2 separate regions of the Homo sapiens genome follow, and region 1 is linked to region 2. A link is an interaction called in ENCODE POLR2A ChIA-PET data of the cell type or tissue named here. Cell type or tissue: MCF 10A. All regions are shown on one strand. Links, peaks and the distances in the headings refer to the core of each region. The heading gives the core; the rest is flanking DNA. Region 1 has its middle 49 kb from the start of TEX44. Region 2 holds the start of PTMA (prothymosin alpha).

Region 1 (15,777 bases), core at 5,012-13,011, 65 kb before region 2:
GAAAGAAAAGAAAGAAAAGAAGAAAAAAAGGAAGAAAGAAGGAAAGAAAGAAAGAAGGGGGAGGGGGAGGGGAGGGGAGGGGAGGGGACTGCTGGGACTGCTAGGCCTGCAAGCCTGAGCTGGGCTTGGCTGGGCATGGGGCCCATACTGAGGCACCATGTTACAGGGTAGGGTGAAGGGATAGAGAGAAACAGGGCAGTTCCAACCCTACCTAGGCCAGGGCCAATCTACTTTCATGTCTACCCTGAGGATGAAACCATCCTGCTAGAGACAGGAGAGCTGACAGGTGACAGGCCTGGGCCCTACTAGGGAATGAGAGGAGGGAATTGAGTGACGTTGCAAAGGAAAGCTCGGGTGACCTGGCAGCTTTTCCATAAAAGGGTTTTCTCCAGGTTGCCTTTCCTCATGGCAGCGGGGTCTCTCACAGGCAGGTCCCACAAGATCTGTGCCCTGGGAAAGCCCAGGACAGCCCAACTCCATGGTGACAGCCATGTGGGTAAGGGCCTGAATCCTGACTCAGTCTGTCCACTCCATCCTCTTCAGCAGAGGCCTCCTCACCCCAGACACCTGGCTCAGTATCAGGGGTCTGGTTACCTGCAGTCCAACCTCCAGGTCGCTCCTCAAGAGCCCCTCGCCCATTCATCCTGCCAACTGCTCTCCTTACCGCATCCGCTCCCACCTCCCTGGCCTCATTCCAAGGTCCCACACACCTCAGAGCACAAGGATTCAGGGAAGACTCTGTCCACAGGAGACTGCAGACCCAGGGAGGGGCTGGGTGAAGCCTCAGACTTGCCTGGCTCAGAATATTTATCAACTGCATTTTTTATTAAGACAATAAAATATGCAATAACATTCTGGCACAGGAGGTGCAGGATTTAAGTAAATGTAACATAAAACAGGCCCAGGAGAATTGGGTATACAGTCAAGAAACAAGAGAAAATTACAAATCATTTTTTTTCTTTTTGTTTTAGCAACAATACTGCAATGAACATTTTTGTTGCTGCATTTTGGACGTCTTAAATATTCCTTCCAGAATAATTTCTAGGGGTGGAAATGACTGGTCAAAAGGAATTGGTAATTTAAAGGCTTAATTTTCCTCCAAAAATGCTCTTCCCATTTTATACATTCTTAGAAGTAATTAGTGAGAAAGCCTCTTCTCTAAGTGATACTCATTTGCCAATCTGATAGGTGAAAGGAGAAATGTTATCTCAAATGGTTTTACTTTGCCTTGTGTTGAGTATTAAAGAGGCTGAAGATTTTCTTCTCTTATTAACCATCTGGTTCATCGTTGATTCATCTGCCAGCTCACACATTCTCCATATTTCTCCTTGGTGCCCTATTCTTTTTTTTTTTTTTCTGGAGACGGAGTTTTGTTCTTGTTGCCCAGGCTAGAGTGCAATGGCACAGTGTTGGCTCACTGCAACCTTCGCCTCCTGGGTTCAAGCAATTCTCCTGCCTCAGCCTCCCGAGTAGCTGGGATTACAGGTGCCTACCACCACACCAGGCTAATTTTTGTATTTTTAGTATAGATGGGGTTTTGCCATGTTGGCCAGACTGGTCTTGAACTCCTTACCTCAGGTGATCTGCCCGCCTCGGCCTCCCAAAGTGCTGGGATTACAGGTGTGAGCCACTGTGCCTGGCTGGTGGCCTATTTTTTTTTTTCTTTTTTTTTTTGAAACGGAGTTTTGCTCTTGTTGCCCAGGCTGGAGTGCAGTGGCGTGATCTCGGCTCACTGCAACCTCCGCTTCCCGGGTTCAAGTAATTCTCCTGCCTCAGCCTCCCGAGTAGCTGGAATTATAGGCACCCGCCACCATGCCCAGCTAATTTTTGTGTTTTAGTAGAGACGGGGTTTCACCATGTTGGCCAACCTGGTCTCAAACTCCTGACCTAAGGTGATCCACCCACCTCGGCCTCCGAAAGTGCTGGAATTACAGGCGTGAGCCACCGCGCCCGGCCCCTATTCTTTAAAAAAGCCCCTTCTAGGCTGGGCACAGTGGCTCACGCCTGTAATCCCAGCACTTTGGGAGGCCAAGGCAGGTGGATAAAAAAAAAAAAAATGCCGGGCATGATGGCTCACGCCTGTAATCCCAGCACTTTGGGAGGCTGAGGCGGGTGGATCACGAGGTCAGGAGTTCAAAACCGGTCTGGCCAACATAGTGAAACCCCGTCTCTAGTAAAAATACAAAAAAAAAAATTAGCCAGGCATGGTGGTGTGAGCCTGTAATCCCAGCTACTTGTGAGGCTGACGCAGGAGAATCGCATGAACCCGGGAAGCGGAGGTTGCAGTTAGCCAAGATCGCACCACTGCACTCCAGCTGGGCGACAGAACGAAACTCCATCTCAAAAAAAAAATTAAAAATTAAAACTGGGCCGGGCGTGGTGGCTCATGCCTGTAATCCCAACACTTTGGGAAGCCAAGACGGGAGGAACACTTGAGCCCAGGAGTTTGAGACCAGCCTGGGCAACATAGTGAAACCCCGTTTCTACAAAAAATAGAAAAATTCGCCAGGCGTGGTAGTCCCAGCAACTCAGAAGGCTGAGACAGGAAGATCATTTAAGCCTGGGAGGTTGAGGCCGCAGTGAGCTGAGATCACAACACTGCACTCCAGCCTGGGTGACCAAGGGAGACCCTGTCTCAAAAATTAAATTAAATTAAAATTAAGGCCGGGCCTGGTGGCTCACACCTGTAATCCCAGCACTTTGGGAGGCTGAGGCAGGCAGATCACTTGAGGCCAGGAGTTCAAGACCAGCCTGGGCAACATAGGGAGATCCCATGTCTACAAAAATTTAAAAATTAGCCAGGTGTGGTGGTGTACACCTGTGGTCCCAGCTACTTGGGAGGCTGAAGTGGGAGGATTGCTTGGGCCCAGGAGGTGGAGGCTGCAGTGAGCTAAGATTACACCATTGCACTCCAGCCTGGGTGACAGAGTGAGACCTTCTCTCTCAAAAAAAAAAATTAATTAAAAAAATCTAGTGGAGTTTTGGTTTATTTCCATCTTTGGCACGGCGCTGATTAATCTTTTCAGGTAAAATCAGGGAGAATAGAAAGAAAAGTTGAGGGAGGGAAGGAAGGAATTTGATCTTTGGGAGGAAGGGCTGAGTGTGACTTGGCAAGAGAAGGCATCCAAGGGCAGAAACGCCAGAGGGAAGGGGCGAAGGGCGCAGAACCAAGGAACTTCCAGAGGCTGACGTCTCCCAGTGGGGTCCACAGAGGTCCCAGTTCACTAAGGGTCATTGCTCCAGGGAGGGAAGGAAGTGGGGGAGGAGGGGAAAAGGGGATGGAAGGGGGAAAGATCTGCATGGCCATGTGTAGCCCTGAAGGTGTCCCTAGGTCAGTCCTGTGGGGTGACAGCACTGGAGAGGCCGCCATAGCCTCTGGAAACCAGATTATCTCACCCAAACCAACACAGGCTTGGAAACATCCCAAGAAGGGGACAGAATTGATGGAGCTTAGGACATACCACCCCAAAATATAGCACCTCAGCATCTGGAAAACCCTAGAAGCAGAAAGGGCTCTCACCATCTCACCCTGCTCCTCTAAAGCAGGTCGTAAGAGTCTCATTCCAGAGATGCCCTCCCGATACCCGGAGGAGAGGAACAGCCTTATCTCCAAAGAGACAGGGACACAGACAAGACTCTGAACAAACAGGCCTTGCTAAGTCTCACGCACCCCCCTCCCCCACCAGTTTACTGCCATTAGATCATATTTATTTATCAAACCAAACTTCTCCACGATTATACACTGCATCATCAAACCTAACGTAAAAAATACACAGGTTGGCCGGGTGCGATGGCTCACGCCTATAATCGCAGCACTTTGGGAGGCTGAGGTGGGTGGATCACAAGGTCAGGTGATCGAGACCAGCCTGGCCAAAATGGTGAAACCCCACCTCTACTAAAAATACAAAAGTTAGCCGAGCGCGGTGGTGGGCGCCTGTAATGGCAACTACTTTGGCGGCTGAGGTAGGAGAATCGCTTGAACTCAGGAGGTGGAGGTTGCAGTGAGCCCAGATCGCACCACTGCACTCTAGCCAGGGTGACAGAGCAAGAATCGTCTCAAAGAAAAGAAAAAAAAATACACAGGTTAGGCTGGGCACAGTGGCTCATGCCTGTCGTCTCAGCACTTTGGGAGGCTGAGGTGGAAAGACTGCTTGAGCCCAGGAGTTTGAGACCAGCCTGGGTAACAATATGAGACCTCGTCTCTACAGAAAAAGTTAGCCAGGCAGAGTGGCGCCTGCCTGTAGGGCCAACTACTAGGGAGGCTGAGGTGGGAGAATCGCTTGAGCCTGGGAAGTGGAGACTACAGTGAGCCATGACTGTGCCACTCACTACACTTCAGCCTGGGCAACAGAGCAAGACCCTATCTATATACATGCATACATGCACACACACACACACACACACACACACACACACTCTCTCTCTCTCACACACACACATAATTTAAAGTGATTACTTGAGCCAAAGTGAGGACAGCTGCTTGATAGATTCAGACCCAAGCAACGTTGGATATGAGTTCTTTGACCTTTGTTAGAAGTGGGTTTTTGTTTTATTTATTTATTTATTTTTGAGACATCCTTTCTCTGCCGCCCCATCTGGAGCACAGTGTTGCCATCTCAGCTCACTGCAACCTCCGCCTCCCAGGCTCCAGCAATTCTCATGCCTCAGCGTTTTGAGTAGCTGGGATTACAGGCATGCACCACCACACCCAGCTAATATTTTGTATTTTTAGTAGAGATGGGGTTTTACCATGTTGGCCAGGCTGGTCTGGAACTCCTGACCTCAAGTTGATCTCCCCGCCTCAGCCTGCCAAAGTTCTGGGGTTACAAGCGTGAGCCATCACGTCCAGCCTGCTGGCTCATTTTAATGTCACTCTGGGCCTGATAACTGAAAAGGACTCAGATTCCTCAGATAAAAGCTCTTTTCTTCTCTCACCTGTTTCTTTGGGTTTTCATTTACAAAGCTTCCTGTGTCATGTAAAACTTATATAAAATAAATGTGAGGCCAGGGTGGCCTCACATTCTCTGCCTCAGCCTCCCAAGTAGCTGGGATTACAGGCACCCGCCACCACGCCCTGCTAATTTTTTTTTTTTTTTTGAGATAGAGTTTTGCTCTTGTTGCTCAGGCTGGAGCGCAATGGCGCAATCTTGGCTCACCGCAACCTCCACCACCCAGATTCAAGCGATTCTCCTGCCTCAGCCTCCCGAGTAGCTGGGATTACCAGCATGCTCCACCACGCCCCGCTAATTTTGTATTTTTAATAGAGATGGGGTTTCTCCATGTTGGTCAGGCTGGTCTCGAACTCCCGACCTCAGGTGATCCGCCTGCCTTGGCCTCCCAAAGTGCTGGGATTACAGGTGTGAGCCACCGCGCCTGGCCTGTTTTTTTGTATTTTTTGTAGAGACGGGGTTTCACCATGTTGGCCAGGCTGGTCTTGAACTTCTGACCTCAGGAGATCCACCCCCCCCCAGGCCTCCCAAAGTGCTGGGATTACAGGCATGAGCCACCATGCCCGGCCTCTTCTGTGAATTTTAAAAATTGTTTTCGTGTGCCTGTAGTCCCAGCCACTTAGGCTGGAGTGTTTAGTGTTTCCATGGATGAATTTGAAAACAAACGAGCCCAGGCGTGGGGGCTCACACTTGGAATCCCAGCACTTTGGGAGGCCGAAGTGGGTGGATCACTTGAGACCAGGAGTTCAAGACCAGCCTGGCCACTATGGTGAAATCCTGTCTCTACTAAAAATATAAAAATTAGCCAGGCTTGGTGGCGTGCGCCTGTAATCCCAGCTACTTGGGAGGTTGAGGCAGGAGAATCGCTTGAACCCAGGAGGCGGAGGTTGCAGTGAGCTGAGATGGCACCACTGCACTCCAGCCTAGGCAGAAAGAGCGAAACTCTGTCTCAAAAAAAAAAAAAAAGAAAGAAAAGAAAACAAACGTCAGAGGCATTATTTGTAACTTACTGTAGATATTTCAAAACAATCCTTGGCTACTACTTAGAAGTTACAGAAATAGACCGTTTGGTCACTGGCTGATTAAAATGGAAAAGACAAAGGTTTTCCGGGGGAAACAAAAAGAGGCAAGGAGTCTCAACTGAGCGCTCAAGAAAGAGTGTGTGTTATTGAGGAGTGACTGGGAGTTGGGGGCCTTGCCTGGACACTGTCCAAATCCGGGGAAGTGTTCTGGGGGGCAGATGAGTGGGCTCTTCAGTTCACCAGCTGGTTCTGTCTTGGAGGCTATTCCCAACAGACACATTTGCTTGGAGAGGGGCCGCATTGGCCACCCTGCTTCCTGCAATTCTGTTTGTGCCCAAACAGTATGAGTGTGTTGTCCCAATGTGGGTGCGTCCCTGTGCAGCACTGCTGTGTTGCCAGGCAACCCAGTGTGTGTCCCCTTAGAATTCTCTCTACTCCTGGAGTCTAACGCAGAGCTGGCATGGCTGGCATCCAGGGCTGCGGCCACCCCGACCTGATCAGTCTGGGGTAGCCTCTGGCCTCCAGTCGTAGGGTGCACAAAAGCCCAGGAGGTGTGGCTGGGGACCTGACACACTGCTGCCTCTGGAGATTGTGGCTGAAATGGGAAGTTTCCATTTGGCTCTGTGTGTGTGTGTGTGTGTGTGTGTGAGCGCACGTGCGCTCGTGTGCGCTCTGTGTCTGAGTGTTGGACTGTTCAAGGCTCTAGCAGGACCTGGCTCATGGCTGAGAATTTAGGGAGTGGAGCTTGCCCTTCCACGGTGGTTGTCCGTCTCTGGGGGCCAGCTTTGGGCATTGGGTGGATTTGACCACAGTGACAGCATTTGCTCTTTTTTTTTGAGACAGAGTCTCACTCTGTCACCCAGGCTGGAGTGCAGTGGCATGGTCTCGGCTCACTGCAACCCACCACCTCCCGGGTTCAAGCAATTCTCCCATCTCAGCCTCCCGAGTAGCTGGGACTACAGGCACCCACCACCACACCCGGCTAATTTTTGTATTTTTAGTAGACACGGGATTTCACCATATTGGTCAGGCTGGTCTCGAACTCCTGACCTCAGGTGATCCACCCGCCTCAGAATCCCAAAGTGTTGGGATTACAGGTGTGAGCCACCACGCCCGGCCTTGAGGGTAATTCTTTTTTTTTTGCTCGAGACAGAGTTTCGCTCTTGTTGCCCAGACTGGAGTGCAATGGCGCCATCTCAGCTCACTGCAACGTCTGCCTCCCAGGCTCAGGTGATTCTTGTGCCCCACCCAGCCTCCCACCTCCCAAGTACCTGGGATTACAGGCATGCACCACCACGCCCCGGCAATTTTTTTTTTTTTTTTTTTTTTTTTTTTTTTTTTTTTTTTTTTTTTTTTTTGTGAGACAGAGTCTCTCTCTGTCGCCCAGGCTGGAATGCAATGGCTAACTGCAAGCTCCGCCTCCCGGGTTCACGCATTCTCCTGCCTCAGCCTCCTGAGTAGCTGGGACTACAGGCGCCCGCCACCACGCCCGGCTAATTTTTTGTATTTTTAGTAGAGACGGGGTTTCACCGTGTTAACCAGGATGGTCTCGATCTCCTGACCTCGTGATCTGCCCACCTCGGCCTCCCAAAGTGCTGGGATTACAGGCGTGAGCCACCGCGCCCGGCAGCCTTCTCATTCTTCTTGCAGGAATCTTTTAAATTCGTTATTTGGAACCAGCACAAAGTGTCTTGGTACCAAGTGTAGTGATCACTCAAGACAAAAATGAAATAGACTGGAAATGTGGCAAGGCCAACTTGTATGTTCCAAAAACAGGTTCTGAAAGGAATTTTTGTTTTTCGAGACAGGGTCTCACTGTCGCCCAGGCTGGGGTGCAGTGGTGCAATCACAGCTCACTGCATCCTCGACCTCTGGACTTTAGTGACTCTCCCACCTACAGCTTCGTGCCACCACGCCAAGCTAATTTTTTTATTTTTTGTAGAGACGGGGGTCTTCCTATGTTCCCCAGGCTGGTCTTGAACTCCTGGCCTCCAGTGATCCTCCCGCCTCGGCCACCCAAGGTACTGGGATTACAGGCGTGACTCACTGTGCTCAGCCCTGAAAAGAATATTTTTTAAAACAAGTTTAAAAATAAAATATTTTGAACAGTGAAAGCAACATCTTTGAAATAATCACAACTTTCTAGGATTATTCCTTTGAAGTTCTGTTCTATTTTGATTTTTAAAAGATCTCTCTCAAGACTGTAGAGGTGCAAACAGGTTCAGGAAGAGCAGCTGACCCCCTCCTGCAGCACAGGAGGAAGGAGACAGAGCAGATCCGGGGCTGCAGCGGCTTCCCGAGGGTCCCCGCGGCCGCATCCTGCGGAGGGGTTCCAGTGTTTCTGTTTATATCTGTGTGTGGGTGTGTCTCCCTCTGGGTTGTGCACTAGCAGGCTCTGGGCGTGTCCCATCTAACAGCAGCTCATCCAGGAGGTGTTTCATCGCTGCAGGGAAATTCCAGAGGGCAGCTCCTGCCACAACTGCGGTGAGACATAATTTCCTTGGGAGGAAACCAGTTCTCAGCAGCCAGAAATGAAACAGTTTCCACTCTGGGAGGGCGCAGGAGGGTGTGGCTGCAGGCGGGGCAGAGCTACCCGCCTGGAGAGCCTGCTGGCCGGCCTGGCTCCCTGAAGCCTCCAGTCACAGTTTAAATTTAGACCTTCTATTCTGGTCCGTGCTGCTCACGCCTCACCCCGTGGCCACCGGTCAGCCAGTTTCCCCGAGCACAAGTGTGCTCCGGAGGGACAGAACACGTAGGAGGTAAACGGTGTCCTGACCTTCGTTCTGTGGTGGTGTGGAATTGTGAAGTGGAATGGAAGAAAGACCAAGGCCAGAAAAATCCTCCACCCTAACAAATTTCAGAACCAGGGACCCCATGTGCACGCGCCCCACTAACTTCACAGACAGAAACATGCTTGTCCTACAGCCGTTTGTGGAGAGTCAGCCACGTGAACCACCAAGACTCGGTCCCCCTTCACGGTCTGGTGGAAATTCAGACAAGAAGAGGGCTGATTAGTGAGCAGGAAGAGAGTGCATGTTCAGGGCAACTTGAATCTATGCCTTGAGGCAGGGGCCAGGGCGGGGAGGGAGTAGGCCAAGGGCTGTGAATCCCAGCACTTTCAGAGGCCGAGGCGAGAAGCTTGCTCAAGCCCAGGAGTTCGAGGCCAACCTAGGCAACATAGTGAGACCCAATCTCACAAAAAATACAAAAATTAGCCAGGTGTGGTGGCACACACCTGTGGTCCCATCTACTGCAGATGCTGAGGTGGGAGAATCGCTTGAGCCTGGGATCATGTGCCCCACTCACTTCACAGACAGAAATAGGCTCGTCCTGCTGCAGTGAGCTGAGATTGCACCACTGCACTCCAGCCTGGGTGACAGAGCAAGACCCTGTCTCAATCTATATATATAAACAAAGTTAGCAAAATCTATGAGAATTAAGGCCTGCTTTACCCTAAAAATTCTTTTTTAAAAATCATACACGCTGGGCGCAGTGGCTCACCCGTGTAATCCGAGCACTTTGGGAGGCCAAGGCAGGTGGATTGCTTGAGTCCAGGAGTTGGAGAGGAGCCTGGGCAATATGGTGAAACCCCGTCTCTAACAAAAAAAATACAAAAAATAGCTGGGCGTGGTGGTCTGCGCCTGTAGTCCCAGCAACTCCGGAGGCTGAGATAGGAGGATCCCTTGAGCCTGGGAGGTGGAGGTTGCAGTGAACGGAGATCATGCCACTGCACTGCAGCCTGGGTGACAGGGTGAGACCATGTCTCAGAAAAAAAAAAAAAAAAGAAAAAAAATCATATAACCATAATTCCTATAATTTCCACTTCATTCTGTTCCCTGCCCAAATGCCCCTGCCCTGACCCTCCAAATCAGTCCCCGCCTCTCACTGCCCCTCATCCTGCTTCATGTTCTCCCCAGTGGCACCATCATCTGACAGTGGCACACATCCATGTGTCTTAGCACTTCCTCCCCCAGAATGCAAGATCCAGGAGAGCAGGGACTTGGCTTTGCTCGCTGCTACGTCCCCGGTTCCTAGAGAAGTTACCTGTATTAACCAAACACTTACTAGATACCAGGTGTTGTTAAACATTTCAAATGGGTTTTCTAATTTTATCTTCATGATAACCTGTGAGGTTTTTACCCAAGTAGGAAAAGGAAGCCGGGAGAAGTTGAGGATCCTGTTCAAGGACACACAGGGAACCCGGGCAGTCTGTGCTGGCGTGTGTGCCCTTGGCCACTTCACTGACTGGGTGCCCTTTCCACCCAGCCCTGCACATGCTCTGCGAGGGAAACCACCTCTCTTACTCTCTCACTCAGCCCTTGCTGAGCTCCCTAGCCTGTCTCAGGAAGGCTGAGCCAAACCCCCAGCCCCTGCCGCCCCCACCCCCAACCATCCTGGCCAGTGCCTGGGAAGAGGTGCCTTCGTGGTGAAGGGATCCAGAATGTACACATGTCCCCAACTTATGATTTTTTGACTTTACAACGGTGTGAAAGTGAGCTGCATTCAGTAGAGACCACACTTCAAACTTTGAATTTTGATCTTTTCCCGGACTGGCGATACTGTCAGTGATGCAGCCGCAGGAGCCACAGCGCTGGGTGAGCACCGCACTCTGCGGTGGACGTGCTGCCCAAGGATTCTGATTTCCTTCCTTCCTTCCTTCTTTTTCCTTTCTTCCTTTCCTCCCTCCCTCCCTTTCTTTCTTTTTTTTTTTTTTTTTATTTTTGAGGCAGAGTCTCACTCTGTTGCCCGTCCAGGCCAGAGTGCAATGGCACCATCTCGGCTCACTGCAATCTCCGCCTGCCAGGTTCAAGGGATTCTCACGTGGCTCAGCCTCCTGAGTAGCTGGGATTACAGGCATGTGCCACCACGCCTGGCTGATTTTTGTATTTTTAGTAGAGACAGGGTTTCACCATTTTGGCCAGGCTGGTCTTAAACTCCTGGTCTCAAAGCCATCCACCTGCCTCGGCCTCCCGAAGGGCTGGGATTACAGGCCTGAGCCACTGCACCCGGCCCCTCCCTCCCTCCTGTCCTTCCTTCCGTTTTTTTTTTGTGGTGACAGGGTCTCACTATGTTGCCCAGGCTGGTCTGGAACAATCCTCTCGCCTTGGCCTCCCAAAATGCTGGGATTACAAGTATGACCACCGCACCCAGCCTGCCAAATGATTTTGCCCAACTGTAGGCTGATGTCAGTGTTCTGAGCACATTTAAGGCAGGCAAGGCTAAGTGATGACAGTTGGTAGGTTAGGTGTATTGAATACATTTTCTACTTAAGATATTTTCTTTTTTTTTTTTTTTTGAGACAGAGTCTCACTCTGTCGCCCAGGCTGGAGTGCAATGGCGCGATCTCGGCTCACTGCAACCTCTGCCTCCTGGGTTCAAGCAATTATCTTGCCTCAGCCTCCTGAGTAGCTGGGATTACAGGCACCCGCCACCACGCCAGGCTCATTTTTTGTATTTTTAGTAGAGACAGGGTTTCACCATGTTGGCCAGACTGGTCTTGAACTCCTGACCTCAAGTGATCTGTCTGCCTCAGCCTCTCAAAGTACTAGGATTGTAGGTGTAAGTCACTGCAGCTGGTCTTAGGACATTTTCTTTTTTTCTTTTTTTATGATTTTTTTAGAGACAGGGTCTCGCTATGTTGCCCAGGCTGGAGTGCAGTGGCTACGCACAGGCTCCGTTCTACTAGTGATCATCACAGTGTGATGGTCACAGTAGGATGATCACTTAGGCAACCTGGTAGTTCCCTGCTCCTGGGAAGTCACCATACTGATACCAAACTTACTGTGAACACCTGTTCGGCATACAGCATTAACACCCTGAACTCTTGTGCTCATGCAATCCTGCCTCAGCCTCCTGAGTAGCTGGGACTACAGACACAAGCCACCATGCTCAGCAATATTTTCAACTTACCTATGGGTTTATCAGGACATAACCCCATCATAAATGGAGGCATATCTGTATCACTGGATAGAGTTGTTGTTTTGTTTTTGTTTTGTTTTGTTTTGAGACAGGGTCTCACTCTGTTGCCCAGGCTGGAGTGCAGTGGCATGATCACGGCTCTCTTCAACCTCCACCTCCTGGGCTCAAGTGATCCTCCCACCTCAGCCCTCCCGGAGTTGTTCTTTTATCCCCGCTGAATACCTCCTATCTAAAAGCAGGGCCTCCCAAAAGAATTCAACTGTCCTCAATATCCTTTCCAGGAGTTTCGCAGCAGGGAAGACTGAGAAGTCAGCACAGTGTTAAGAAATCACCTAAACAGACATGTCACAAAAGTAGCTCCACCTATTCTCCTAAAGGCCTCTTTTGTTTGTTTGTTTTGAGACAGGGTGTTGCTTGGTTGCCCAGGCTGGAGCGCAATGGCATGATCATAGCTGATCATAGCTCACTGTAACCTCAAACTCCTGGGCTCAAGCGATCCTCTCGCTAAGAGCCCATTTAGTTCTCCTAAAAGTAATTTGTTTTCCCATAAGTAGCTTTTCTCCCCCTCACTTCTCCTATGAAGATAATATGTAAGCCCCAAATTCTAACCACCTCCGTGAGTCACATTTTTCTGCAAACTCCTGCCTGCAAACATGTCTCTTGCTTATTTATCTTTTTTTTTGGAGATGGAGTCTTGCTGTGTTGCCCAGGCTGGAGTGCAGTGGCGCGAACTTGGCTTACTGCAACCCCGCCTTCCGAGTTCAAACAATTCTCCTGTCTCAGCCTCTCAAGTAGCCGGGACTACAGGCACACACCACCATGCCCGGCTGATTTTTTTTTGTATTTTTAGTAGAGGTGGGGTTTCACCGTTTTGCCCAGGCTGGTTTCGAACTCCCGAGCTCAGGCAATCTGCCCTCCTTGGCCTCCCAGAGTGCTAGGATTACAGGCATGAGCCACCGAGCCCAGCCGTTTGTCTTTTGTCAGCTTCATTTGCAGGCTCCAGAACGCTGAACCTAAGAATTCAGCATGGTCTGCAGTGCAGCCCTCAGCTCTGTGTGCCAGAGGGAATCCCTTTCTGGAGGACCAACTCACACTAACCAAACTCATCAAGCACTGAGGAATAGACAGAAATAAATGGTGCTCTAACACCTGGACTTAGGGACACCACAGATAAAATCCTCTACCCAGAGACCAAGCTACCTCAGATCCTGCTGCCCAAAATTCCACCATCTAGTCATTTTGGGGGGTTAAAGCACCATAGTCCTATGAGGTCCCTTTGAAATGCAAATCCACTGCAGAGGAATACAGAATTACTCAACTCAGTATCCCTAGAATTTTGGAGGTGAGTAAGAAAATCCTAGAACTATCCTGAAATTTCTAACGATGTCTGGGTATTCCTGTTTCTATGGAAAGACATTATTTAATTAATTAATTTATTTTTTTTGAGACGGAGTCTCGCTCTGTCGCCCAGGCTGGAGTGCAGTGGCGCAATCTCGGCTCACTGCAAGCTCTGCCTCACGGGTTCACGCCATTCTCCTGCCTCAGCCTCACAAGTAGCTGGGACTACAGGCGCCTGCCACCACGCCCAGCTACTTTTTTGTATTTTTAGTAGAGACGGGGTTTCACTGTGTTAGCCAGGATAGTCTCCATCTCCTGACCTCGTGATCCGCCCGCCTGGGCCTCCCAAAGTGCTGGGATTACAGGCGTGAGCCACTGCGCCCGGCCAAGACATTATTTTTCAATGGACTGCTTTGGAAATGATCTGAGAAAAATAAAGAGAAAAAAACGAGGATGCTACTTCTATGTAGATAAGGAGCAATCTCCAAAGCATAGGTTGCTAAATAAAAAAGCAAATGCAGGCCAGCTGGGCACAGTGGCTCATGCCTGTAATCCCAGCACTTTGTGACGCCAAGGCGGGCAGATCACGAGGTCAGGAGTTTCAGACCAGCCTGGCCAACATGGTGAAACCCCGTCTCTACTAAAGATATAAAAAATTAGCCTGGCATGGTGGTGGGCGCCTGTAATCCTAGCTACTTGGGAGGCTGAGGCAGGAGAATCACTTAAACCTGGGAGGTGGAGGTTGCAGTGAGCTGAGATTGCGCCACTGCACTCCAGCCTGGGCCACAGAGGGAGACTCCGTCTCAAAAAAAAAAAAAGAGTTTGAGGCCAAGGGACAGGGTGGGAGAGAAACTTCTCACATTTTTTTTTTACCTTTTGAAATGTTGTCCCTTGTGCTCATTTATCTATTCAAAGAGCAGCTGTCCTTAAAGATTCTTTCCACCTGATATTGAAATTACAGATTTCCCTGCCTCCAGCTCTGACACCCCTGTTTTGTGCTCTGATGCTGACCTGCTCCCAGAGACTTCCTCCCAGTCAGGCGCACCCACTGCCTTGGGGAAGAGGTGTCCCAGGGAACAGAAGGACCAGCAGGAACCAGCGCCACCAGGGTGCCGTGTGGGCCAACCCCAGCAGATGGCAGCGTGTGGCCACTCAAGGTGTCTGGCCACTAAGGAGGGGTGCCAGGCCACCTGAGGCACAGGAGTGGAGACAGGGATGCCAGGAGGGAGGGCTGGTGGGGTGACCGTGAGTGTAGTTGGTGCTGGGCAGGGCTGCTTCCTCTTCTGTGCCACAGGCCCCTGGAGTCTAGGGGGGCCCAGGGACCTTTCTCAGAGTGGTTTTTGCATTTTTATTTTTATTTATTTATTTATTTTGAGACGGAGTTTCACTCTTGTTGCCCAGGCTGGAGTGCAATGGTGTGATCTTGGCTCACCGCAACCTCTGCCTCCCGGGCTTAAGTGATTCTCCTGCCTCATTCTCCCAAGTAGCTGGGATTACAGGCATGTGCCATGACGCCTGGCTAATTTTGTATTTTTTTTCTTTTTTTGTTTTGTTTTTTGTTTTGTTTTGTTTTTTGAGATGGAGTCTCACTCTGTCGCCCAGGCTGGAGTGCAGTGGCGCAATCTTGGCTCACTGCAACCTCCCCCTCCTGGGTTCAAGCGATTCTCCTGCCTCAGCCTCCCGAGTATGTGGGACTACAGGTGCAGGCCACCATACCTGGCTAATTTTTTGTATTTTTAGTAGAGATGAGGTTTCATCGTGTTAGCCAGGATGGTCTCCATCTCCTGACCTCGTGATCTGCCCGCCTTGGCCTCCCAGAGTGCTGGGATTACAGGCATGAGCCACCACGCCCAGCTAATTTTGTATTTTTAGTGGAGACGGGGTTTCTCCATGTTGGTCAGGCTGGTCTCAAACTCCTGACCTCAGGTAATCCGCCCGCCTTGGCCTCCCAAAGTGCTGGGATTGCAGGTGTGAGCCACTATGCCCGACATTTATTTTATTTTTTGAAACAGAATCTTGCTCTGCTGCCCAGGCTGGAGTGCAGTGGCACAATCTCGGCTCACTGCAACCTCCACCTCCTGGGTTCAAGCGATTCTCCTGCCTAAATCTCCCAAGTAGCTGGAATTACAGGTGCCAGCCACCAGACCCAGCTAATTTTTGTATTTTTAGTAGAGGTGGGGTTTCACTACGTTGGCCAGGTTGGTCTCAAACTCCTGGCTTCAAGAAGTGATACTCCTGCCTCAGCTTCCCCAAGTGCTGGGATGACAGGTGTGAGGGTAATTCTTTTTTTTTTTTTTTTTTTTTTTTTTTTTTTTTTTTTTTTAGACAGAGTTTTGCTCTTATTGCCCAGGCTGGAGTGCAATGGTGCGATCTCTGCTCACCGCAACCTCCACCTCTCGGGTTCAAATGATTCTCCAGCCCCAGCCTCCCAAGTAGCTAGGATTACACAGACGTGCCACCACGCCCAGCTAATTTTTTTTATATTTAGTAGAGACAGGGTTTCACCATGTTGGTCAGGTTGGTCTCGAACTCCTGACCTCAAATGATCC
Region 2 (15,777 bases), core at 7,535-15,534:
CTCACACCTGTAATCTCAGCACTTTGTGGGGCCCAGATGAGAAGACTGCTTGAGCCCAGGAGTTCAAGACCAGCCTGGGCAACAAAGTGAGACCCCATCTCAAATACATAAAATGAAATAAAGTAAAACTGCTTATCAATCAACAGAGGACACCCCCAGATCCCCTCTGTGGTGCGTGAGGGGACAGGGTGGTCAAGGGGACTGGCACGTGGATGGTGGCAGTACTGCTTGTGACTTTTCCCCTTGAAGCTGAGGCTGCAACTGCAGGTAGCATGGGGCTCTGGAGTCAGCTGGGGTTCAGATCCCAGCTCTGCCACTGAATAACTGTAGGGCTTTGGGCAATGTCTGCTCACTCACGCTGAGTGGAGGACACAACCATGCCTTCCCCGCCCACGCCCAGCTCACAGGGTCCTCAGGGAGGCGGGTGCCAACACGGCCGTCCATGCTCAGAAATCTGCACTCCTGTCAGCCCTGCATGAGGGGAATGAGGTGGGGGAAGTAAAGAGACCTGTTTAGGACCAGTGTCAATCAAGCCTAGGCATGAATCCTGCAGGCAGCGAGCTCCCTGTCCCACTGTGGCTGGGGCAGAGGGACCTGAGAGGGGAGCGGCTGCAATGGAGACAAAGCATGGCGAAACCCTACTACTGCCAGGTGACAGTTCTCCATGAAGCTGAAAGCTTTGAAAGCTAGGGTTCTCAGCTAAGGATCTTTCTTTTTTCCACACCCAGGCCAGTATGCAATGGCGCGATCTCGGCTCACTGCAACCTCTGCCTCTCAGGTTCAAGAATTCTCTGCCTCAGCCTCCCGAGTAGCTGGGGTTACAGGCACACACCACCATGCCTGGCTAATTTTTTGTATCTTTAGTAGAGGCAGGGTTTCACTCGAACTCCTGACCTCATGATCTGCCTGCCTCTGCCTCCCAAAGTGCTGGGATTACAGGCATGAGCTACCGCACCCGGACTCTTTTTTTCTTTTGAGACCAAGGTGATTCACCTGCCTCAGCCTCCCAAAGTGCTGGGATTACAGGCGTGAGCCACCGCGCCCAGCCAGAATGTTTCTTGACACCCATCTCTCCCTGCTTTGAGAGCCGTTGCTTTGAGAGCTGTTTCATTTCATATAGAATCACAAATTTCTAATTTCTCTTTCATCTGTTTCTGCAGGTATTCAGAACACATTTTACTTTCCCTCATGAATGCCCTTGCATCCAAATTCAGCCTTAAGAGAAGCAGACATGTCTTTTTTTTCTTTTTCTTTTTCTTTTTTTTGAGATGGAGTTTCACTCTTGTTGCCCAGGCTGGAGTGCAATGGTGCGATCTTGGCTCACTGCAACCTCCGCCTCCCGGGTTCAAACAATTCTCCTGCCTCAGCCTCCCAAGTAGCTGGGATTCAGGCGCCCGCCACCACGCCCAGCTATTTTTTTGGTATTTTTAGTAGAGATGGGGTTTCACCATGGTGGCCAGGCTGATTTTGAACTCCTGACCTCAGATGATCCACCGGCCTCAGTCTCCCAAAGTGTTGCAATTACAGGCGTGAGCCGCCGCGCCCAGCCGAGAAGCAGACACTTCTGAAGAGCATTCCAGAACACATCATACAATCCTAAAAGTTTTTTTTTTTTTTTTAAGGCAGTCTTGTTCTCACCCAGGCTGCAGTGCAGTGGCTCGATCACAGCTCACTGTAACCTTGACCTCCTGGGCTCAAGCAATCCTCCCATCTCAGCCTCCAGAGTAGGTGGGAGTACCGGCATGTGCCGCTATATATGGCTATTTAAAAATTTTTTTCAGCTGGGCGCGGTGGCTCATGCCTGTAATCCCAGCACTTTGGGAAGCCAAGGTGGGTGGATCACCTGAGGTCAGGAGTTCCAGACCAGCCTGACCAACATAGTGAAACCCCGTCTCTACTAAAAATACAAAAATTAGCCGGGCATGGTGGCGAGCGCCTGTAGTCCCAGCTACTTGGGAGGCTGAGGCAGGAGAAATGCTTGAACCCGGGAGTTGGAGGTTGCAGTGAGTTGAGATCTCACCACTGCACTCCAGCCTGGGTGACACAGCGACTCTGTCTCAAAATAAATTTTTTTTTTTTTTCGTAGAGATGGGGTCTCCTTATGTTGCCTAGGCTGGTCTCAAACTCCTAGGCTTAAGTGATCCTCCTGCCTCAGCCTCCCAAATTGCTGGGATTACAGGTGTGAGCCACTGTGCCCAGCCCCTGAAAATCTTTATTTATTCTTATTTATTTACTTACTTATTTATTTATTTATTTTTTGAGATGAAGTCTCGCTCTTGACCCCCAGGCTGGAGTGCAATGGCGTGATCTCGGCTCACTGCAACCTCCGCCTCCCGGGTTCAAGCAATTCTCCTGCCTCAGCCTTCTGAGTAGTTGGGATTACAGGTGCGCGCCACCATGCCTGGCTCATTTTTGTATTTTTAGTAGAGACGGGGTTTCACCATGTTGGCCAGGCTGGTCTCTAACTTCTGACCTCAGGTGATCTGCCCACCTCGGCCTCCCAAAGTGTTGGGATTACAGATGTGAGCCACCATGCTGGGCCGAGCCCCTGAAAATCTTAATTAAGGAAACTTCCAATGTATCACATAAGGCCCAAAAGGAGACTGATTCATACCAAGGTGATTCATACTTCAGGGTCTCAAAAATATGTCTTAACCAGGGCCTTTGTGCCTCAGCACCACGGCCCTGTGAAGAGTCAGGTCAAAGTGGGGACAAACAGCCACACTGCTCTCTCTCTGGGAGCTGGGCCATATTCTTCGTTCCGTTTAGTTAAGTGGGAATGCTGAGACCGTGCCAGCAGCGAAATGGATGAGAGGTGTCTGCCCAGTGCTTTTTTTTTTTGAGACAGAGTCTCACTGTGTCGCCCAGGCTGGAGTGCAATGGTGCAATCTTGGCTCACTGCAACCTCCATCTCCCAGGTTCGGGCGATTCTCCTGCCTCAGCCTCCCAAGTAGCTGGGATTACAGGCATCTGCCACCACGCCTGGATAATTTTTGTATTTTTAGTAGAGACGGGGTTTCACCATGTTGGCCAGGCTGGTCTCGAACTCCTGACCTCAGGTGATCCACCCTCCTCAGGCTCCCAAAGTGCTGGGATTACAGGCATGAGCCACCGTGCCCAGTGAGATAACACTGTTACAGCATCTAACAGCAAGAGGATGGCATAACCAGGAGAAAGATGCTGGAAGGGGCCGTAAATGACCACAATTCAAGGTCGGGCCACAACTTGCCAGGCTCGGGAGAACTCACTGAGGCTGAGGACAGCTTGGGAAGCTCTCGGTCCAGGTGCTGACTGGCAGCTTTCCCCTCGGACTTCACATGTGCATGGGACTCGAGCTTTCCTGGAAAGGCGCCCACCTTGCCTTCCCCTCCCTGATGAGGCTTCACTTCTGGGTGATGCTGCATCCTATTTTGAGGTTTTCCTATAGAATTGTTCAAGTGAGATTCCTCCTGTGAGATTCTCAGAAAATGTCTTGGAGGAAAGAATGTTTCTGAAAGGAGCCTGAGAAATCTCTTCCCCTTCTAGAGACGCTTGCTCTGCCGGGAGCTAGAAAGGAACGGATCTCCATGCTCTGGACCTCATTAGCGAACCTTACCTTGGAGGCAGCTGAGAGCCCTCCCGAGGGGTCCTGATCCTGGGCACCAGCTCGCTCTGTGATCTACCTAAGCCCTTCAATCCCCCGACTCTGCAATGTGAAATCCAAATGCTCCCGGTGTCCTTGTAGCTCTGTCACCCTGGATTCTTGTGGCAAAGAGAGATGGATCTCAGTGGGAGGCTGGTTTTGGATGGAGGGCCACAGGGACTCATGGTCTTGGTGGTGGTTACAGATTTCTTGAGAAATGTCATTCTTTGGCCGGGCACAGTGGCTCACGCCTGTAATCCAGCACTCTGGGAGGCTGAGGCAGGAAGATCACTTAAGGGCAGGAGTGCGAGACCAGCCTGCATAACATAGGGAAACCCGGTTTCTATGAAAAATTAAAAAATTAGCTGGGTGTGGTGGTGCGCACCTGTAGTTCCAGCTACTTGGAGGCTGACGTGGGAAGATCACGTGAGCCCAAGAGGTTGAGGCTGCAGTGAGCAGAGATTGCGCCGCCACTACACTCCAGCCTGGGCAGCAGAGAGAGACCCTGTCTCAAAAAAAAAAAAAAAAAGAAAAAAGAAAAGAAATGTTCCCAGTATGTGATAAGGAGTGAACTAGTGAACTAGTATGAGCAACATGTCCCAGTTTGCCCAGGAGTTTTTCTAGTTGTGGCACTGAGAGTCCTGCATCCTGGGAATCCCTCAGTCAAACAGGGACTGTCGGTCACCCGTCGTCCGTAGCTCCCTGTGGTAGGAGGAGGGTGAGCCAGTCCGAGTTGGTGGTGTGTCCTCCCCTCGCCTCTGCCCTCTGCTCCTTACACCTTTCTCCCCAAACAAGGTGGGGAGATTCTCTGCCAGAGAAGGGAAGGTAGAAAAGACCTGTTTAAGATGAACAGAGAAGATGCAGTGAGCTGAGATCGTGCTGCTGCACTCCAGCCTCAGTGACATAGTGGGACCCTGTCTAAAAAAAAAAAAAAAGAGCTGGACACGGTGGCTCACACGCCTGTAATCCCAGCACTTTGGGAGGCCAAGGCAGGTGGATCACCTGAGGTCGGGAGTTCACGACCAGCCTGACTGAGATGGGGAAACCCTGTCTCTACTACAAATACAAAATTAGCCAGGCATGGTGACGCATGCCTGCAATCTCAGCTACTCAGGAGGCTGAGGCAGGAGAATTGCTTGAACCCAGGAGGCAGAGGTTGCGGTGAGCTGAGTTTGGTTTGCCCCATTGCACTCCAGCCTGGGCAACAAGGGTGAAACTCCTTCTTAAAAAAAAAAAAATTAACAGAGAAGGGGAAAGAGTAAGTGTCAGGATGTCGCAGAGCCTGCCCTCCTCACCCTCACGATTATCAGGGCTTGGCCTCCTGCTTGGCACGGGCACACAGACGCTCCTCAGGGCCTACTTGGGCCTCCTGGTCTTCGGGCTCCCATGTGGGGCCGCGCAGCAGGAAGTCACATAGTGGTGTCCAACCTTTCCTCGGGTGCAATGCTCTTGTGGGCATTCACAGGTAGGGTGCCCAGGTGTGTGCCTGCTCATGTGCTCCCCCAACTAGCACCTTTCCCTGCTGCCGTGCTGCTGGGCCCACCCACTCACGAACTGTAACCGGAACTTCAGCAAAACACCCACGGAACTCGAGCTATGCAAATAGGTGCACACACACGGAGGGATCCAGGGAAGAGAGCCAGGAAGTGACACAGGCAGGCAGAGGATTCCTGGAGGGATCTGAAGGAGCATGTGTACAGGGAGTCAAGGACTGGCACGATGGCCTTTTGCTGTCCGGGGGCAGTGGCGTCTGTGCACACTGCACACTCACCTCTCCCAGCCTCCTTACCTATGCTCATGCCCGGGCCCCACAGGCCTTGGCATCGGTTTGGGGACAGGCCTGGAACATTAAGAGACATTTCCCACCCTCTCCCTGTAGGAACCTCCCAGGGTGGCCAGACCTGTGTGAGTACCAGGAGCCAGGTCTCTGGCACAGCTCCCCAGGAGAATGGGCAGGCCTGGGCGTGCTGAGGGAGCAGGCGTTGGGGGCTCTTACACAATCCCAGCCAGGCTCGCAAGGCGGGAGGGTAGAAAGGCTCCTGGCAGCTCCCCAGGCCCTTATGCCTGGATAAGGAAACCACAGTCTGAAACTCCTGGGTTTCTGAAGGGCTGGAAGGCGGGATTTTTTGAGACCTGCTCCACTCCACCTGCCTCCCAGACTCTGTCATGCCTTTGAGGCCAGAGGGGCTGCCAAGCATGTCGGGCACCAAATCACAGGCTTCCAGAAACTAGAGAGGCCAGTGCCCTCATTTCCCACTGAATACGGAAAGAACTTGCTGAAGACATTGTTCCTTTGTCCAGAGTCCTACAAGCTCTGTAAAGCCAACCCACTTAGGTACAGATAGCAGCTGGAAAATGGGGTGCAGTGGTTTCCCAAATGTGTCGGACACTATTTTAAGCACTTTCTGAATATTAACTTATTCAATTCTCACAATAATCCTGCAAAGTAGGAACTATTATTGTCTTCTCTTTTTTATTTGTTTTTATTATTTTTTTAATATGAAGTCTCACTCTGTTGTCCAAGCTGGAGTGCAGTGGCGCTATATCAACTCACTACAACCTCCACCTCCCGGGTTCAAGTGATTCTCCTGCCTCAGCCTCCTGAGTAGCTGGGACTACAGGCACGCGCCACCATGCCTGGCTAATTTTTGTATTTTTAGTAGAGATGGGGTTTCACTATGTTGGCCATGCTGTTCTCTAACTCCTGACCTCGTGATCAGTCTGCCTCGGCCTCCCAAAGTGCTGAGATTATAGGCGTGAGCCACCATGCCCGGCCTCTCTTTTTTATTTTTAATTTTTATTTTTATTTTTTATTTTTTGAGAAGAAGTTTCACTCTTGTCACCCAGGCTGGAGTGCAGTGGTGCCATCTTGGCTCACTGCAACCTCCGCCTGCCGAGTTCAAGCGATTCTCCTGCCTCAGCCTCCCGAGTAGCTGGGATTACAGGTGCCCACCACCGCGCCCAGCTAATTTTTGTATTTTTAGTAGAGACGGGGTTTCACCACATTGGCCAGGGTGGTCTCGAACTCCTGACCTCAGGTGATTGCCCGCCTTGGCCTCCCAAAGTGCGGGGATTACAGGTGTGAGCCATCACACCCAGCTTATTTTTAAATTTATTATTATTTTTTATTTTTCTCGAGACGGAGTCTTGCTCTGTTGCCCAGGCTGGAGTGCAATGGAGCAATCTTGGCTCTGCAACCTCCACCTCCTGGGTTCAAGTGATTCTCCTGCCTCAGCTTCCAGAATAGCTGGATTATAGGCGTGCACCACCATACCCAGCTAATTTTTTGTATTTTTAGTAGAGATGGGGTTTTACTATGTTGGCCAGGCTGGTCTTGAACTCCTGATCTCGTGATCCGCCCGCCTCAGCCTCCCAAAGTGCTGGGATTACAGGCGTGAGCCACAGCGCCTGGCCTATTTTTTATTTTTTAAGACAGAGTCTTGCTGTGTTGCCCAGGCTGGAGTACAGTGACACCATCATGGCTCACTGCAGCCTCAACCTCCTGGACTCAAACAATCCACTCACCTCAGCCTTCTGAGTAGCTGGGACTACAGGCACATGCCACCATGCCCGGCTAATTTTTAAAAAATTTTTAGAGTCGATGTTTCGTCATGTTGCCGAGACTGGTCTCCAACTCCGGAGCTCAAGCAATCCTCCTGCTTAGGCCTCCCAAAGTGCTGGGGATAGAGGTGTGAGCCACCACACCTGGCCGTCCTCTCTGTTTCTTAGAGGAGAGAAAGTAACTTGCCCAATTCACAAAGCTAGTGTATGTCAGGGCTGCCATTTGAACCCAGGCAGCTTAAAAATTCATTCTGCCTGATCTTTTGGGGATCAAGCAGATTTGTGAGATAACCAATTAGAAATATGTTGTAAATGGCTTTAGGAGCAGGCTTAGTTGCAAACTGAAGTGCCCACAGGGCCAGGCAGATGAAATCAATGTGTTACTCAGGCTGGGCGGGGAGAGGCCTGTGGGCCATGTGGACAGTGTGTAGACCACCCAGAGGTGTCCCTGTGAAAATTCCCCCAAAACAAGCCAGGCACAGTAGCAAGCATCTGTTGTCCCAGCTACTCAGGAGGCTGAGGTGCGAGGATAGCTTGAGCTCAGGAGTTGGAGTTCAGCTTGGGCAACATAGCAAGACCCCATCTCAAAACAAAACAAAACATGCCTGGAGGACATATTGGGTCCCTTGCTCACAGCAGCTCTAGCCGAAGCCCACTGTATCTCAGGCTGGGGTCAGGAAAGCAGGCTTACCAGGGCACACCAGCTTGTCTTGGGGGGTTTGAAGGGCAAGGTCACCAAAGTGCCTGACTTCCTCTGTAATAACAAAGGGCATGAGATGTATCAATGAGTGGAAGTGACAGAGGACAGGAAGAATAGTCTGTTCAGAAACAGCAAAAGAGGGCCGGTGTGGTGGCTCATGCCTGTAATCCCAGCACTTTGGGAGGCTGAGGCGGGCGGATCACTTGAGGTCAGGAGTTTGAGACCACCCTGGCCAACATGGTGAAACCCCGTCTCTACTAAAAATACAAAAATTAGCTGGGCATGGTAGCAGGTACCTGTAATCCTGGCTTCTCAGGAGGCTGAGGGAGGCAGGAGAATCACTTGAACCCACGAGGCGGAGGTTGCAGTGAGCCAAGATCATGCCAATGCACCCCAGCCTGGGCAACAGAGTGAAACTTCGTCTCAAAAAAAAAAAAGCCTGGCACGGTGGCTCACGCCTGTCATCCCAGCACTTTGGGAGGCCGAGGTGGGCGGATCATGAGGTCAGGAGTTTGAGACCAGCCTGGACAATATGGTGAAACCCCGTCTGTACTAAAAATACAAAAATAGTAAACCCCATCTGTACTAAAAATACAAAAATTGGCCAGGCATGGTGGTGCACGCCTGTAGTCCCAGCTACTCGGGAGGCTGAGGCAGAAGAATCCCTTGAACCCGGGAGGCGGAGGTTGTGGTGAGCTGAGATCACGCCACTGCACTCCAGCCTGGGCTGAACAGAGTGAGACTCTGTCTCAAAAAAAAAAAAAAAAAAAAGAAACAGCAAAAGAGGTAGGGAGCTACCTGTTGCTGAAGGAACACGGTTCTTCATAGCCTAAATAACTCCCCCACTATGAGCTGTCAGATACCACACTCCTGGGATGAGAGGGAGGTCCATGGGGGCAACTTCTGCCCCAGGGCTCATCTAAAAATGCAGATTCCTCTGTTTTAGGACTTAGCCTCGGCTCCATCATTGATCCAGTGGGTAACTCCAAGTCCCTTGCTATAATCTCTAGGTTTGCTTTTTTGATTTGTTAAAAGGAGGGTTATATCAGAAGTTGAACCTGTAAATGTGTTGATTTTCAGTTCGTTTTCACCTACATAGACATCAGTTTCATATGGTTCAACTCCATAACTGTCCTACCCACCTTGTACATGAAAATGAAGCATGAGTCAAAGGCTCACTGCCATGTACACAGCGGGCATTCAGTGAGTGTTTGGGAAATTTAAGTGGTGGTTCTGGAACCAGATGGGCATGAGCCTTCCTCACCCACTTCTAGCAAAGGCACCTGCATGGGAATAACGTCAGAAAACAGTTCTTTTTTTGTTTTTTTTTTTGAGATGGAGTCTCACTCTGTTGCCCAGGCTGGAGTGCAATGGCGTGATCTCAGCTCCTGCAACCTCTGCCTCCCGGATTCAAGCGATTCTCCTGTCTCAGCCTCCCGAGTAGCTGGGATTACAGGCGCACGCCACCAGGCCCGGCTAATTTTTGTATTTTTAGTAGAGACGGGGGTTTCACTATGTTGGTCAGGCTGGTCTCGAACTCCTGACCTCGTGATCCACTCACCTCGGCATCCACCCACCTCAGCCTCCCAAAGTGCTGGAATTACAAGCGTGAGCCACCGCGCCCGGCCAGGCAAAGCAGTTCTTAGAGGGAAATTCACATTCATCAGTTCCTTCTGGGTGTTTGACCTTCCCGCTCCCACAACAGCCTGAATCCAGAACTGTCAAGTCTGGTTTTCAGCTATGGACACAGTCCACTGCCCGAAGGCCACCATCCAGACGACGGGGAAGCCTTGATGGCCTTTCCGGAGCCACTGCCCGAAGGCCACCACCCAGACGAGGGGGAAGCCTCGATGCTTAGAGATGGTACAAGCCAGGCTCTCATTGCATCTGGGTTTCGTGGAAAAAACAATCCTCTCGAGGGTAACTGGAACTTAATGGATGCGCCGCAGGTGGAAGGCGCTCTGTCCCCCTGTTTACGATGACGCATAATCCCTCCAACTCTCTGAGAATGTGACACAAAGGAGGGGGTCACGGTGGCTGAGGTCAAGGAGCCCTTCCTCTGTGAAGGGCGGCCCCAGGTCTGCGCGGCGGTGAAGACAGACTGGCAGTGGGAGGGAGGGAACCCGACAAAGAGTTGAGACGCGTAGTCCTCGGGAACAGCACTGTGGAAGTCCCCCGGATTGAGGCGCGCCCGTCCAGTGGAGAATGCCACCTCCAGCCACTGGGGCGCCTGGGGGCAGGGCGGAGACACAGCGGGCGTCCCTTCGCCGCTGCATAGGAGGGCGACCGCTGGGCAGCGGGTGTTGGCGCGGTATCCCCGCCCTGCCCAGCATCTGCCCCACGTTTCTTCAGGCTAAACTACCGGGATCCCGGGCTTCTTCCTAAAGTAAAACTCGCTCCGGAAAGGCCAACAGTCCAGCGGCCAGACGGGCACCTGGGAACGCGGGCCTAACGCGTACTGGAGACGGAGTGGCGCCCGGCACTGCGCGCCTCCTCCCCGCCGGGAGACTGCGTGCTAAGCTCAGCAAAGCCCCGCTGTGGAGACGGAGCCATGTCGCCCATTACCTAATGAAACTGAGAAGGGAGACTCAGTCTCTCTTCTAGCCCCGAGCGCAAGCTCTGCTGGACTTGGCATCGTCCGCCCTCCACGATCCCACACTCCGGGTTTTCCCCATTCCCAGCTCGGCTGCAACCGAGAGACAGACGGAAGAAACTGCCAATGGAAGGACGCAAAGCGTCAACTTTGTGTTCGCCCGCCACTCTCGGCCAATGTGCGCTCGTGTCTCCGGAGTCCCGCCTTCCGTGTCGGGCGCCCCCTTTTGGCAGCACAGGGACGAACCCTACGTCTCGCCATCTTGTGTGTGGCACAGGTAAATTTCTGGACTATCTTTCCACCTATTCTGGTCCTTTTTCCCACACAACCGATTTCTTAGTTCGACAGCTAAGTGCGGTGGCGATAAGGCCAGCGTAGCCTGTTGTTCTCGGATCGCCCACGTGAGCTAGATCGCTACGTCACGCCACGCTTGCCGAGCCCGGCGCCATCTTGAGTGTGGCGTTTTGATGCTCCCCTTTCTCGGGGCTCCGCATGGTTCTCTAAATGGTCCCCCAAATTTCAGGTAGTCCCCAAAGATTAGCCCAACTGGCTCCAGAGACGATGATTTTTCCCGAGGAACTCTGTAATGTTCATGTGCCCATCGCAGTCCAGCAGTGGGGTGGGAGAAGGGTAGACTCGATGGCCCGGCAGGCCCCTGGAGGAGGCTGCCCTGAGGCTGTCGCGACGGCAGTGACCGCTCGGGACAGACCCTAACTAGAAACCTAGAATGAGGGGACCGCTATGCCGTGCGGGGCCCGCGGGCTGTCCCACTCGAGGGCTGGAGCCGGCATCGCGCATCGAGTCCGCTTGATACATGAATCCGTGTGTGCTTGGGACGGTGCCCGCTTGTCGACTGACTTGGCCGACGGACGCCGGACCTGATGGTGGGCAATCGAGGTCGCCTGCCCACAGGACTAGGGGTGCCCTGCCCTGGGAGGGCGCGAGGGCATGGCAGAGGGACGGGGCGGCCCAGGTGCCCGGGTCTCGGCCTCGTGACCTCGTTGCTCGTCGTGGGGCTGCCGTCCACTTGCACTGGGACAATCCTTGGTCCAAGGCGCCCAGGCGCGGGGGGCGGGCACCTCCGCGGGCACTGCGCTGGGCACCGCCCGGGGCGAGCGCGGCCCAGCACCCCGCCTTCCCCTCCCCCGCGCTGGCAGCCGTCGTGTGCCCGCCGCCCCCTCTTCCCTCCCCCTCCTTCCGAGCAGCCGCGGGGAGGGCGGGAGAGGGAGGGAAGGGGGTTGGGCGGGCAGCTTTGCCGCGCTTTGGCTTTCTGCGTCAGCAGCCCCAGCAAAACAGCTGCGGGAGCGCGCGTCCGGAACGCGCTCGCGCACCCCTCCCCCGCGCCCTCGGCCCTGCTGAGACCCGGCAAACTCCGGCCTTGAATGACAGTGCGATCGGCGACTGCGCAGCGCGGGACGCGCCGGGGCACTGCCGCTTTAAGCACGCTTGTCCATTGTTCGGAATCGAGCCAATGAGCGAGCGCCCGCTCCCTGCGCTCAGCCAATAGCGGCCGGGCATGGGAAGCCGAGCGCCGCCCACTAATCTATATTAAAGCTTCTGGCGCCGCGTGAGTCCCCCACTGGCTGCTCTGAAAAGCCATCTTTGCATTGTTCCTCATCCGCCTCCTTGCTCGCCGCAGCCGCCTCCGCCGCGCGCCTCCTCCGCCGCCGCGGACTCCGGCAGCTTTATCGCCAGAGTCCCTGAACTCTCGCTTTCTTTTTAATCCCCTGCATCGGATCACCGGCGTGCCCCACCATGTCAGACGCAGCCGTAGACACCAGCTCCGAAATCACCACCAAGGTGAGGCTGGACGCCGCCCGCCCCCTCGGGGTCCGCGCGCCGCCGCTCGGGCGGTGTTTGGCGCGCAGCAGCTGGACTGTCTCAAGCCCGCTGTTGCTCCCTCTCGCGGGGAAACGGCCCGCCCCCGGCGCGGTGCCCTCAGGCAGCCCACTCTTTGTGTGGTGCGGGGGAGGGGGCGGGAACCGCCGCGGGCAGACGTGATGCCCGTCGGGGAGTGGGCCGGGCGCCCTCGGGGGCCGAGGGCTAGGCGCGGAGGCCGGCTCACGGCCCTCGAAACTCGTCTGTGGCCGGTATGAGTGGCGGCGGGAGGAGAAGAGCCTGGCTGGGGGTCGTCGGCCCGCCGGGCGCACGGAAATAACTTTGAAACTCAAGCGCGTTGGGAATCGGAAGTGCTGGGGGGCGCGTGTTGGGGCGCGGGCCGGCCGCGGGAAGTGGCGGCGAGCGCCCGCCGGCCGCGCTGCTCTTTGTTCGGCGCCAGGCCGGCGGTTTCGCGCCCTGCAGCGGACCTGAGGTGGTTTGTCTAGACTAAGTCCCGATAAGGCGGATGGGGCGACGGGCTGGCTGGCCGCGACGTCGGCCGTCCCGGCGGAGGTGTGACGGGCTTATCCGCTTTGGGCGCTCTGGGAGGCGGGGGTGGGCGCCCTTCGAGGTGAGTGCGCCGGGAGCGGCCGCCCAGCTTCAGTCATGCACCCGCGGTGCCGGGCTTGGCTGAGGAGGCGAGAGCCCACGCGCCGCAGGGAGGAAAGAGAAAGTGAAGCGCGGCGCTGGGGCGACGATGGGCGCCCCCCGCGGCTGCCCGGGAGCACCGTGTGCGCCGCAGCTCGGGGCGACGCGGGCCAACACGGCGGCCGCGACAGGCCAATGGTAGGGTCGAACTGGGGGGGCGCCCGGGCCCCGTGGCGGGTTCACTGCCCTCGGCTATGAGGTCCTGCGCGGCTGGTGCGGCTCCGCTCCTGTTGTCGGCGCCGCCTCGGTCCCACTGCCCGCCCTGGGTAGCGTCTCCGCCCTTGGCGGGAGCGGGGCGCTCTCAGACTGACTGGCTCTTTCTTAATATTTCGGCCCTCGTCCGCGCCCGTCGTGCCCCTGCAGGGATTGGCGCGAGTCACCTTGGCGTCTCCTTAACCCTTGTGTCCCTGGCGTCATCTCTGACTCTCCCAGGGGCGACTTCTTGGCAGAGCGGAGCTCGGGGCCCGGATCTCCACAGGGGCTCTCAGTGACCCCTTCTGGACTCAGTCCGGGAATGAGTTTGTGGGGTGAGAACACCGTCCCCAGTGCGGGGCCTGGCTGTTCGATTTTCTCCGAAGCACCAAAAGGTGACTTCCCGCGAGGGCGATGAGTAGTAGCCCGAGAGGCGCATCCCCGACAGTCTCGGACCTACGCAGCCCGGTGGACTTTGGGGCGACCTCCCGTGGGACTTGGCCCGCCGAATGCAGACATTCGGGCCTGCCGGGGTGGCGGCAGTGGGGCGTCGAGTCGAGAGCCCGGCCGACCGACGCGCGACCCGCGCGCGTGCCACTGCAAGCTCTGCCTGCCGGCCGGGAGTCTCCAAGGCAAGGGACGCACTCGGCGGCCCCGGGCCACGTGCTCCCTGCGCGCGGTGCGTGCCGAGGCCCGCGCGCAAAGCCCGCCGGGCGGGGGATGCGCGCCTGCGCGCCGCGACCTCCCTGCCCCCACTGCTCCCCGGGGCTTCGGCCGCCAGGGGGCGAGAGCGGGCGGAGCCGGGGTCCGCGGAGCGGAGCGGGGCGGGCCGGACTGAGAGGGCCGACAGGTGGCCCGGAGCCGCTCGCCGGACAGCGGCCGAGGGGTTCCCGCAGGCCCGGACGCCGGACCTCTGTTGGTATTGGTGGCCGTGTCGTGTGGAAAAAGTTACCGGGCGCCCGGGGCCGCGCTGCCTTTTGGATCCCGGGCGGAGTCCCACCCCCGAGGTGCTGTCGGGATCCCTAGCCGCCGCGGGGAGGCCGGGAGTTGGTGGCTCCGGCGGCAGGCCCCGGCCTGGGGCACCGCCAAGCAGCGGTTTGCGGCCTCTAGGAACAGCGGTCGGATTTGGGGGGTCGGTGTGCTTTGGCTTTTTTAGATACCTGTCCTGGCCGGGGCGGTGCGGCCTCGCGGGCCTTCCAGGCTGGCGCGCCTGTGGGGCTCTCCCCGAGCGCAGGCCCCTCTCTCTTTGCCTTATTTATTTTTGGAACATAACCTGCCGCCTTTCTAGACGGCTCGAGGGGCGGGCTCTTTGCACTTGGAAGCAGGCTGATGGGCGTGAGTGTCCGGGGCTCGTCCACCCGGCCGGACGGGCTGGGGGCTGTGGCGCCACATGGCTCCTTTTTCCTGGGAAGCGCCAGGGGGCAGTGGGAACCGCCACCGGGGCCGCTGTAGCGGGCCTTAAAGGATGGGAAACCTTGATCACAGATGCCCCCCGCCGGCCTTCCTTCCACCAGACCAGTGGGAGAGGGACCGCAGGGGCATCAGGCCTTTCTCAACATGCGACTCTTAATTTGGGACGGACAGAACAGCCGTACAGACCAGTAGTTCTCAGCGCCTTTGCTTACCCTGGGTTGCTCAGAAGACTTACTGGTTACTGGTTCCTTCTTCCCTTTTGAAGGACTTAAAGGAGAAGAAGGAAGTTGTGGAAGAGGCAGAAAATGGAAGAGACGCCCCTGCTAACGGGAATGCTGTGAGTGTCTGCTTTGCTCCTGAGCCCTGGCAGCTACCGCCCCACAAAATTTTTCCTGTTCTACTTTAAACATACCTATATATGTGTGTGTATGTGTATATGTATAGCTTTGCACAGTGGCAGTATCGTAGCCAATGAGCTTTACCCGAGGCGCGATTATTGCTAGTTAAATATTTATAAAAACCTTTCGAGCAGCGCCTGAACAAGAATAGGTTCAGAGGAGACTCCGGTAGTCTGAGTTTGGGCTTGGCCCAGGGTGGGGAAAAGCCCTTGTCCTGGGGCAGTTAATGTGCAGGTTTCATGATGGAGCCTGGAGGGTGTTGACTGGAGAAGGGTCTCTGGGGTGGGCTTGGCTTGGCTGGGCTGTAGATGCAGCCGCCAGCCTCTGGTGGGAGGCCGGGCATCAGGAGCAACGCTCTGTCCAGCCTGGGGCCAGCTGGTAATGACATGGCCTGTTTTCTGTCGAGGAGAATGAGGAAAATGGGGAGCAGGAGGCTGACAATGAGGTAGACGAAGAAGAGGAAGAAGGTGGGGAGGAAGAGGAGGAGGAAGAAGAAGGTGATGGTGAGTAGCCTTGTCTATCTTCCCCTTTTCAGGTACTTTTTCCTGGCCTTGTCTGGCAGAAGGGGAAGGAAGGAATTGGGGCTCCTGGGAGTGGGACAATGGTACTTGGGGCCAGTGGACCACATGGCCCTGGGCACCCACCTGTAGAGTCAGGGAAGGTCTCCCTGACATGGAGTTGTGCCCATGCCCACTCACACTCACTCGCACACCTGAAAGTTTCTTTCGTGCAGCTCTGAAAGCCACTGATCTATTGGGCTGGCCTTTTGGGG

Evidence for each region. ChIA-PET counts read pairs that join two places held together with the same protein. Peaks named below come from ENCODE experiments on the same cell type or tissue, not always from the same donor. Only the 100,000 strongest peaks of a DNase experiment are listed, where the experiment ranks them.
Region 1: POLR2A ChIA-PET joins it to region 2 with 16 read pairs; 24 of 35 experiments call an interaction of 5 or more read pairs at or near these places.

The regions. Positions count from the first base shown.
Region 1 is chr2:231,634,409-231,650,185 of GRCh38, forward strand. It overlaps the pseudogene RN7SL499P. Among named protein-coding and RNA genes, the nearest start is that of TEX44, 49 kb to the left of the region's middle. RefSeq lists enhancers at 8,644-8,703, 8,744-8,813, 8,994-9,133, 11,849-12,602. In MCF 10A, for the core only: no CTCF peak of the experiment used is centred there; DNase peaks (open chromatin) are centred at 7,173 and 8,453.
Region 2 is chr2:231,696,476-231,712,252 of GRCh38, forward strand. It overlaps PTMA (prothymosin alpha), which reads left to right and starts at 12,050. Exons shown (of 5, transcript NM_002823.5): 1 at 12,050-12,276; 2 at 14,873-14,944; 3 at 15,415-15,508. The coding sequence starts at 12,232. It also overlaps the pseudogene LOC124906134. RefSeq lists enhancers at 10,182-10,820, 11,460-12,097, 12,098-12,736, 12,099-12,158, 12,737-13,374 and 4 more and silencers at 11,459-11,858, 12,379-12,558, 12,989-13,298, 13,789-14,198, 14,239-14,328 and 1 more. In MCF 10A, for the core only: CTCF peaks have their summits at 10,708 (motif pointing left) and 13,970 (motif pointing right); DNase peaks (open chromatin) are centred at 10,626, 11,316, 11,916, 13,896 and 1 weaker place.